2 separate regions of the Mus musculus genome follow, and region 2 is linked to region 1. A link is a contact called in ENCODE Hi-C or POLR2A ChIA-PET data. All regions are on one chromosome and are shown on one strand. The core of a region is the stretch at or near the end of the contact, and the rest is flanking DNA. Distances in the headings are between cores, read along the strand shown. Region 1 overlaps Nfix (nuclear factor I/X). Region 2 holds the start of Nfix (nuclear factor I/X).

What was found. Hi-C counts contacts between places; a loop is a spot of excess contacts on that map. ChIA-PET counts read pairs that join two places held with the same protein, here RNA polymerase II (POLR2A).
Region 2: a map of heart shows a loop between it and region 1 (2.0-fold over the local background). The contact joins the promoter of Nfix here to the enhancer-like site in region 1. A Hi-C loop is called at or near these places in 17 of 37 maps with a recorded cell type or tissue (Patski, adrenal gland, gastrocnemius and 4 more). POLR2A ChIA-PET finds 5 or more read pairs at or near these places in 3 of 5 experiments (Patski and embryonic stem cell).

The regions. Positions count from the first base shown.
Region 1 is chr8:84,764,601-84,769,568 of GRCm38, forward strand. The region is part of intron 2 of Nfix (nuclear factor I/X); the gene reads right to left. Among named protein-coding and RNA genes, the nearest start is that of Nfix, 33 kb to the right of the region's middle. Within about 2 kb of position 1,896, at least 1 of the 3 ENCODE cell types and tissues checked has a DNase peak (open chromatin) inside an H3K27ac peak, as active enhancers do; it is heart, where a contact is called at or near this core.
Region 2 is chr8:84,798,123-84,803,090 of GRCm38, forward strand. Nfix (nuclear factor I/X) reads right to left here and starts at 2,246. Exons shown (of 11, transcript NM_001371053.1): 1 at 1,876-2,246. The coding sequence starts at 1,902.

The sequences.
Region 1 (4,968 bases), core at 646-3,145:
AACGGGGAAGGGCTGAATGGTGGGCTGCCTGGCCATGGCAGCTGGTGGGGGTGGGCAACAGCCTGGGAAAGAGGTAATGCAAAGGGCAACCTGCAAACATATGTGTTTTTCACATCACCAGAGGGGACAGAAAACCAGGTATTAAGTATCTATAGAGATAAAGTCAGAGACCCAGGCACGCTTAGAGAGAAAAGGGGACAGCCTGATGCAGCCAAACCACCCTACCCCAGCCCCTCTGCCTTCTGGGACCCTGTTCTAATGCCAACAACCCTTCGGCTCAAATATGCTTAAAATGGCGACGGCGGCCTGTAGGGCCGGGCGTTTGTCGTGCAGTTTTCCATGGTGCCCTCAGTGCCAAGAAAAACCTACCATCAGAAATGCCATCAGCTATATTTATCTATCTCTCAGCCCCCCAGCCTCCTCCTCCCGTCTGCCAAGCAGGCCCTACGCAGCCCCCCCCCTCACCCAGTGGGCACACGTCCCTGTTGCTGATGACTGTGACCACCTGCCCAAGCCTGAGTCTCCACCACTCCCCCCCAGGGCCTGACAGTATGCACCACCATTCTTCCTGGTTGTGCTGGGGTCCATGCACAACGGTTTCAGGCATGCCCTTGGCAAGGGCTGGCCTAAATGTCCCTTGTCGTCGGCATCTGTGAACCAGGGTGATCCTCCATTTAGTTCCAGCCTCAACTCTGCTAATAGGGGCCTCCGCGGGGGCCATTCTGCCCTCAGCCCTATACAAGTGGCATGCCTGCTCTCTAGATTCCATTCTCACCCAGAAAGATGAGCAGTCACTAAGGAGACCTGCATCCCTCCCTCCATTCCTGCCTGGGGCAGGAAAGGCTCTGTCTGTTTTCAAAGACACCAAACACCCTTTAGCGAGAAGTTCGTATTATAGAGGTTTCATGCTCTCAGTCCAGAGAACCAGGAAGAAAATGATGGAATTGGGTGCCACTCCAGTCCTCAGGGGACACAAGGAACAGGGACAAGTCATTTACCGTCAGGCACTTGGGACCTTTCATGACTCCAGACACAGGCTTCAACGTGAGCTGGATTCCCCATCTGTGGGCCTAGTTGCTGAGAAGAGCCTCTCAGCGGTCCACTGTGGGATGAGTGCCCTGAGCCCTACACCTGCTCCGGGGGCCACGGGCACCCTCTGCCCAGCCACTGGTCCCTCCCTAACTGAGACAGAAGTCCCAGGGAGCCAGCTCCCAGAATGAAACAACCCAAATAAAAATTTTGAAACCCAGGAGCTCTTTCTCTGGGGGCCCCCTCCCCCTCCGCAGGCAAATGAAAACAAACAAGAAATCAAAGAGGCCTTTTGTGCAAGCCCTGCGCTGACACGCTGACACGGCTGGAGCCTTTGAAAAGGCTTCTGAATCAATCGGACAGTGAAGGATAAAATAACCTAAGCGTGGCAGCTCCTTCGAGAGGAAGGCAGAAAGGGCTGGGAGGCAGCTACCTTCTCCAGGCAAAAAAGTGGGGACACTCACTGCCACCGGACACTGGCGTGGAGAGAGAACCTGGCATGGGTCTCACTGCCTGTCTGTGCCCCATCTCTGCAAAAAGGAGCCTGACTTCCCTTCATGGCCTCCATGAACTGAGCTGCCCCCAAGGAAGCCCTGAAGGCCTTGCCTCTCACCAGCAAGGATTACCTCAGGTTCATGCCTACCGGGTATACTAGATGGAACTTTCTAGAAGCTATCACCTGGCTCCTGCCTGCTAAGCTCAGAAAGGATTTCCTACTTCCCAGAGCTCTGCGACCATAGGCTAAGTGTGCTCCTCATAAAGGACATTCTTCCACTCTCTTTGGCACAGCCAAAAAGTAAAACAATTCCTCGGGAAGTCCTTCTGGTGGCTAGCCCCCAACGCTCCTGCTGCAGAACAGCCTGTTTCCTCTGGGCTGATGACAGAGTACAGCTGGTCACTGTACCCATAATTCAGACTGGACCATCCAGCGGGCTTTGGCTCACTCATGGTCTGACGTCTGTAAGCACAAGCTCAGACAAAGCTGTTTCGTTTTCTCCCTCGTGTTACAGCTCTAGTCTAGTCCGCATAGAGAGCGCACTACCAGGACCCCTGGGACCCGCATGCAGTAAGCTTCCTGACTGGCTGGGCAGACAACACTGTGGACAAAGGGGACAGAAGCAGGTGGTCAAGGGCTCCATAAATAAGCCCAAGCCTGAAGAGGGGTCAGAGTAGTCTGTCCACAGTCAGGGCTGCAGGCCCTGTACTTGTTGAGGGCCTCTGCTATCCTGTTGCAGTTCCTAAGAACCGTGCACAGGAGCCAGGCACTGTTGTTTTGCTCTGAGATTTGAGTATTACGTAGCAGAAGGCCCTGAAGATGGCAAGTGCCCTAGGACTCTGGCAGGGCTGTGGACACTGAGGAGGCCACTGAGGAGGAGGGTGGGAAGGAGGGAAGCCGACACAGTGAGATCACCCTGCTTCTACCTGGACAACCCCAGGACAACAGGTGAAGGAGGCAGAGAGGCATGTTGGGTCGGGCTCAGTAAACCCTAACAGTGGTCACTGTGGCAGCTGCCATCCAAGGATGGCCTAGGTATAAGCTGACTCAAGCCTGTGAGACAGAGGAAATAAGACTTAACCACCAAAGCAATGGTGGCACTGCCTGCCTATAGAAACGTCTCAAGGGGACTCGACGTTGCATCACAAAATAACCCAGAGAACTTGCTAATGTCACTAACTGCGTTCCCGGACCCCACGGTCTCTGCCAACCCTGATACCAGATGGCGATGCCTTAAGACCCAGACAAGTAGGTAAGGAAGGGCCAGTGCTCAGGGTGGATCTCAAAAGGGAGCCAGGCTGTGCTGGTCTTTCCCACGTGCACCAGGCTCACCAGAAGGGTTGGGAACTCACAACAGTTTTAGAGCGTGAAGCAGGAACAAGCCATAGCCACTGCTGGTGGAGGCATCCTTGCTCACTCTCACTCGAGCCTCAAGGCTAGTGTGAATGCTAAGCTCAACTCCTGGGAGCAGCAGAATCAAACTGTAACATCTCATACTTAAAAGAACTTCGCAAGGCGAAGCCCGAGTTACTATCTCATTCCCTATGACAAATATGGCTGAGCCTGCCCGCCCCAGGGCCTGGTAGCACACTGGACCACAGAGTCCAGTATGCAGTGGTCCCACATGGGTGGAATGGCCCCCAGAACAGTCGTGAAGATCAGGAGGAGGGCAACGGTGACATGAAGCACCCACCAGTACCAGGCAGGGTGTTGGGGGGGGGGGCGGCCGTGGTCATGCAGGAACAATCTTATTTGGGTTCTCACTTAGATGAATTATAAACAAAAGCATATGTTGATAGCTGGGGAATGGAGGTACCATGACACAAAAGACTGCTGAGCTGTGTGCAGTGGAGCAGTCCTTTAATCCTAGCACCAGGGAGGCAGAGGCAGGGGGATCTCTGAGTTCAAGGCCAACCTGATTCCATAGTGAGCGTTCCAGGACAGCCAGAGATACACAGTGAGACCCTGTCTCAAAACAAACAAACAAAACAAAACAGAAACAAGCAAACAAAAAAACAAACAAAAAAACCACAAAATAACAAAAACAAAAAACCAAAAACAAAACACACATACAAAACTGACTTTTTGAAATCTCAGATGAGGACAGGCTGTGATACCCTGTCCTAGTGGGCAATGGGGACATGTATGATTTGAGCCTAATCCGAGTCAAGGACTCTAGGTCCTGTGATGGGTATAGGAGGCGCGCGCCTACCAAGAGGGGAAGAATTTTGATAGTTCTGAATTTCATTTTCTTTGCTAGGACTGAAACCAAGGTTTGGTTTGGTCTGTGAGGGTTGACCTCCGGGACTGTTGGCATGGCTGCCAGGCCTACTTGGCCACACCTCTCCACGATGCAGAGCCCTCCCGCCCCCACTCCTGCTGCCACACTGCCTGCTCTGGGACCCCCTTTCTGGATGAAAAGTCGTCCCAAGGAAATAGGCCTTCGCATCTCCTGGACAGGGTTTCTCGCTTCAGTCCTGCCTCAGCTTCCCCTGCTGAATGCAGACGGACGAGCAGGTGCATGGTGACCGTCCTTCACAGCAGATAGGTGGCTTTGTGGCAGCCTCTTAGAACAATTCTAGAAGTCACCCGTATCTGTCCTCACATTGTGCAATCTCTTGAATCTTCTGGGGCACAGGGGCCAGTGAGGGTCTGGGTGACAGTCGTACCTAGATGCAAAGTCAGATCCTCACGGCTCTTGCCATCTCGAGCAGGATCATAAAATCTGGCACCATCCACTTGGCCGCACCCAACTCTTCAACCCAGCTTCTATTTTTAAAAATTTGCTTGGTTTTTATGTGTCTGAGTGTCCTGCCTACCTATATGTCTGGGCACTGTGTGCCTGCAGAGGTCAGAAGAATGGGTCAGAGACTCTGGAACTGGGGTTATAGAGGGTTGTGAAGCCCTGCAGGCACACAAAACTCAGGTCCTCTGGAAGAGCAAGTGTTCTTAACCACAGAGCCATCTCTCTAACACCCAACCCTGGTCCCCATTTCTTACACTGTGGCTCAGCTGGGTATTTTTTTGGGGAAAGATAATGGAGAAGGTAAGGCCACAGAATCAATAGCAGTCAGAGGATGTTTTCTGTCACACCAGAACCACCCAGTGAGGAGCAGGCAATGAGGCCCAGTGAGTGAGTGGTCCTGGCCTTACCAATGCCTGAATTTCCTCCAAAAGGGTACCCTGAAATTCTAGCCAATCCGGTAAGAAATCCTGAACATTCAAAGTTACTGTCTAAAGTCTAGGCCTTGATTAACAAAGAATATGTCTTCAGTCATGTACCGAGTATTTGCTGCAGCTCGGTCAGTCTCGGCCTGGCCAGAAGCGGCCCTGGCAACACGCAGTGTACTATGAATTCACTCGTATTTCTGGACGAATGATCTCATTAGCTGGGGATAGAAAGCCTTGTGCCTTCCCTTGCCCCTTCCACCTGCCAGGTCAGT
Region 2 (4,968 bases), core at 996-3,495, 34 kb after region 1:
CCCCTCCCAGGCAGCCTGGCATGTGCAAGATGAAACTCGCACAGATTGGAGCCCGTATTCCCTTCTGGAGTGCCACAGAGCCAAACTGAGGCCATCACCCCAAATCTGGGGGCCATCCCAGTTCCTCCGGGTAGCCTTGGCACCCGGGCATTAGCTGGTTTTTTTCTCTCCAGTGGTGGGTGCTTCACCTGACCCATGGGTGAGGAGGGGGTAAGCCCAGATGTCTGGCAAGGTTGGAGTGGAGGCAGGCTAGCAGCCTGGTAGACAAGGTAGCTGCTGGGACATGGGGTCTTTGTCCCACTAGCACTCAGACACCAGCAGATCATCAATCTCCCTGAAGGGAGCCACAGCTCAGATCTAGATAGCTGACCAGGTCCTCCTGTGGGGAACCCAACACAGAGTAGTTGACAACTTGAAGGAACAGACCCACACTGCTATGGTGGTCAGATTGGCTCTTAACGCTTGCAGGACAGGCGAGCATGGGCTCCTCCGCTGACACACACTTGCACGTGATTTGTACTGGAAGACACACCATCTCCCCTGGTCATCTGTGTTTGTGCCACGCAGTCTGGCCACTGCCAGCCTACAGAAGTCACACACAGACTCTAGACACACAGACAAGTAGCCCCTGGGACTACAAGAACGTGGTGTCGCTGGAACTGCAACCCGCCTGCATATACCTTCTTGCCCTTCAAAACATCCTGGCATGCTCCTTGAATACCTGGCCATATATACACACCATGAGTATATGTTCCCACTCTAAGGTGGTGGCACTTTTAGCACTTGTCGGAAAGGGCTCTGGTTTAGCAAAGGATTGCCATTAGGGACTTGGGGTTGGCCTAGAGAGCTCCCACAGACAGGCCTGGCCAGCAGGCAAGGCTAGACAACCTCCACAAATTCCCTCTGCCTGCCGAAATCTGTCATCTGCCCTGGCCTGGTCCTGCAGATAGAGCTGTGAGGGCCCCTCTAGATCTGGGTTGGTCTGGCTGGTGCCCTCTCAGAGCTTGGAGTCACGGCTAAAAAGAGTGGGGTGGCAGATCAGGCACGCTCCAGGCCTGAGCCTCCGCTACACCATAGCGCAGGGAACTTCGCTGGAGGCGGGACGCGTTCTCGCGCTCGCGCTCCCGAAGCACGCCAAGGTCGGCGCTGCTGTGCCCGAGGCTGACCCGACGGCTGATCCCAACAGGGTCGACCTGCGGTGGCCGCCGCCGCTCCCGCCCTTCCCGCCTGCGGGTAGCGGACCGGGATTCCCCGGGGCACTTCCAGGTTCACGCAGCGGCGGTCCTGGTCTTCGAGACCGGAAAGTTTGCACGGAGGAAAGTTTGGGGCCGGGGAGCCGCGTCTGCAAACGTCCAGGATCCGCAGAGAGGCGCGGCCCGGGCTGGCAGCACGCCCGTCCCTCCCTCCCCTCCCCTGCCCCTCCGAAATTTGGGAGCCCCGCCATTTTCTCAGCCCCGCTCCCATGCGAGGCCTGAACAAAGACTTTGGGGAGACGCCCGGGCCGCTCGGGCCGCCCGGGGCACCCCAGCCGCACGCAGAGCCGCTGCCCACACGCCCGCCACTGCCACCCCGGGGCGGCCGCGCCGCGCCGCGCGCACGGAACGCCGCCCGCCCGTGCTCCCCCGCGCCCCGGGGCCACTCTGCCTCCTGCCGCCGTGTCACCCTGCCCGCCCGCGCCTGCCACCACGCCGCGTCGCCGCGCAGCAGCAGGGGTCCGCTGTCCGCCGCACCCCGCCGCGCGCGTTCGCCCCTCGCCCCCTCTCCACGCACTCCTGCCGCGCGCCCCGGGGCAGCGCCCCCGCGCCCCGCCCGCTGCCCGCGCGCCTGCGGGACCCCGGCCCGGCCCTCCCGGGGCGCGGGGGCGGCGGCCGGTACCTGGGTGAGGCAGTACGGGGAGTACATCGCTGGGCGCCCGGGCGCGAGCGCGGAGGCCGGCCGCGGCGAGGGCAGGCCCGGCAGGCGGCGTCGCGCTGGCTGGCGCTCGGGCTCCGGCTCCGCTGCTCCGGCCTCTGCCGCGCGGCGCCCGCCCGGCCCGCGGCCCCGCTCGGCCCGCCGCCGCTCCGCGCTCACAGGCTCGGCCCCGCGGGCTCCGGGCCGCCGCCGCGCTCGCCGCTGCCTCTCGCGTCCGCCGCCGCCGCCGCCGCCGCCGCGCGTCTACTCCATGCCGCCGCCGCTCGGCCGCTCGCCCTCGCCCGCCACCGCCGCCGCCGCCGCCGCCGCCGCGCTGTGAAAGTGAAAGTTTAGACAAAGTTTGGAAGCGGCGCACTCCGGGGAGAGGGAGCGGGCGGGCGGCGCGGGCGGGAGGAGGGGCGCGGGGAGGGGCGGGCGGGGCGGGTGAGCGCGGCCGGCGCGCACACACATGCACACACGCACACACGCACACACACATACACGCGGGGACGCACACCGACGCGGCCGCCCCGACACGTGCTGGCCGGCGTTCGGGCGCCGACACACGCTGACACGCAGCAGGGCTTGGACGGGCACAAATGTCACGAAGGAACGCAGGGCCTATTCCTCATGGAGTCGCAGCAGACGGCGGTGCACACCGGGCACAGACACGAGCAAGAGCCACACACCACCTACTGTCACATGTCGTCCCAATGCAGACAGATGCGGAGAGCCACACTAACATACATGCACGTGCCACACATGTTCCTGCAGAATATTGACACACACGATCACACAACCATATATACCTTGTCACACTCTGGATACACAATGACACACCAACACACAGCCACGCCAAAATATCTTGGAAGACAGCTATGGCAACCCAGACATGGTGACACTGACACATGGGAGCCCCCATACAAAGGACACAAAGTATCACTGTACATACACACACACACACACACACACACACACACACGTTATACATTGAGTTGGCCAGATATACCCCAGACCTAGGGCACACTGATCTACAATCCTGATAGCAAAACAGCTGGCAGGTTCTGTAAAAACTCTCTCAAGTATAACACGCATGCATGCGCGCGCACACACACACACACACCACCCTTACCCTTCATATGTCTCCCATAGCTTTGCACATGTCCTGGGACTTAGGAACATTATTTGTATTGTGGTGATGCTCCAGCCCATTGCAGGCCCAGGATTCCCCATTTCCACTGCAGATGGGAATGAGGTGGGGTGGGTTGGCATATGGCATCTGTCTGCAATCCCTGCACTCAGAAGCTCCAAGAGAAAAATTATAACTGAGCTGTAGACCAGCCTGAGCTACATAGTTTGAGGCTGGCTTGACCTGTGTACTGAGACCCTGTTTCAAAACACACACACACACACACACACACACACACACTCTCTCTCTCTCTCTCTCTCTCACTCTCTCTCTCTCTCTCTCTCTCTCTCTCTCTCTCTCTCTCTCTCTCTCTCTCTCTCTCTCGCAACAGAGAGAGAAAGGAAAAGTCTTCACAGAGAGGGAGGGAAGAAAGAAGCTGGGAAGGGGGTACTGGAAACTCTGAAGTAGGACATAGAGAACTGTTGGGTGACTCTAGGTTGATGGGAAGACTGTGCCCCAGTCCCCAGGCAGATCCCACCAAGGTAGAGCTCCCTCCTATTGCTAGGTGCAGCCAGCACCTTGTCAGTCCCCACCCCCACCCCCCAGCCAAGAAGCTGTGGCAATTCTCAGCAATGCATTGTCTGGCAGGGTGGTATAGGAGCCCAGGTGTGCGTGAGTGAGTATGTAGGGGCTAGGAGGTACAAGGATGTGTATGCATAAATGTCCCTGAATGCTATGCCCCTCGTCCCAAACCTCTGAGATGGGGGGCAGGCGATGCGCCTGGGGTGTCTGGTGTGGGTATGAGCAAGGCCAGTTTTGTGTGTGTGTGTGTGTGTGTGTGTGTGTGTGTGTGTGTGTGTGTGTGTGTGTGTTCAGTATATTCTGAGTAGTGGCGTGGGTGTGGCTGTACTCATGGAGGTATCTATGAGTCAGCAAAGGTGCTTCCACCTCCCTCTGCAAAGCACGGGGAACATAGCTATCAGGACAGGGAATACTGGTCACTGATGGAAATGTGAGTGTGAATGACAGGAGATGAGGCCATAGGACACTGAGTGCATCAGCACTGACCCAACACGGTCAGTGCAGCCACATTGGAGATCTGTAACATGTTTTCCCCATATGTGTGTGTGTGTGTGTGTGAGAGAGAGAGAGAGAGAGAGAGAGAGAGAGAGAGAGAGAGAGAGAGAGAGAGAGAGAGAGAGACCCAGCAGGTAAGTTAAGTGTCCAAAGGTCACAGAGGGACTGCCCATGAGAAGGCTTCACATGCATTTGTTTTCCTGTGGGACCCAGTCAGTAGAGAAGACCTGTGTGTACCACAATGGGTCAAGGATGGGTGTCTATGTCCGGGATATGGGTCTCTGTGTGTCCGCCCATGCCAGTAAGTGTATGTTAGACCATGTCAATCTATGAATAGCTGTGTGTATCAGACAATGCTAACATGCCTGACTGTATGTGAGCATTTGTGTTTGCACAGCAGGCATTGGGTGTCTTCCTTTGTCAGGGATGTGCCGGTGTGTTAGCCCATGTAGCATATATCCATGTGTTCAAGCTCAAGGTCATGCTGTCTATACAACCCATAGCAATGTGTGTATGGTCAGCATGTGTCAGATATGTTTCCATGGATGTCAGACCATGTCAGTGTGTATGTGTGCATAGCTGGTGTGTGTGTGACATGCTTATGCTTCTGTGTCTACATATGTGAAAACAGTGTAGGAGTGGGGGTGTGGTTCAGTTGGTAGAGTGCCTTTCGGGCATCCAAGAAGCCCTGGCTTCAATGCCCAGTACTCCATAAACCAGTCATGGTGGCACGCACTTACCATTTCAACACTCTGGAGACAAAGCCAGGAGGATTAGAAGTTCAGGATCATTCTTGTCTACACAGCAAGCTTGGAGGCCAGTATGGGCTACTTGAGACCCTATCTCAAAACACAAAATTGTGTGTGTGTGTG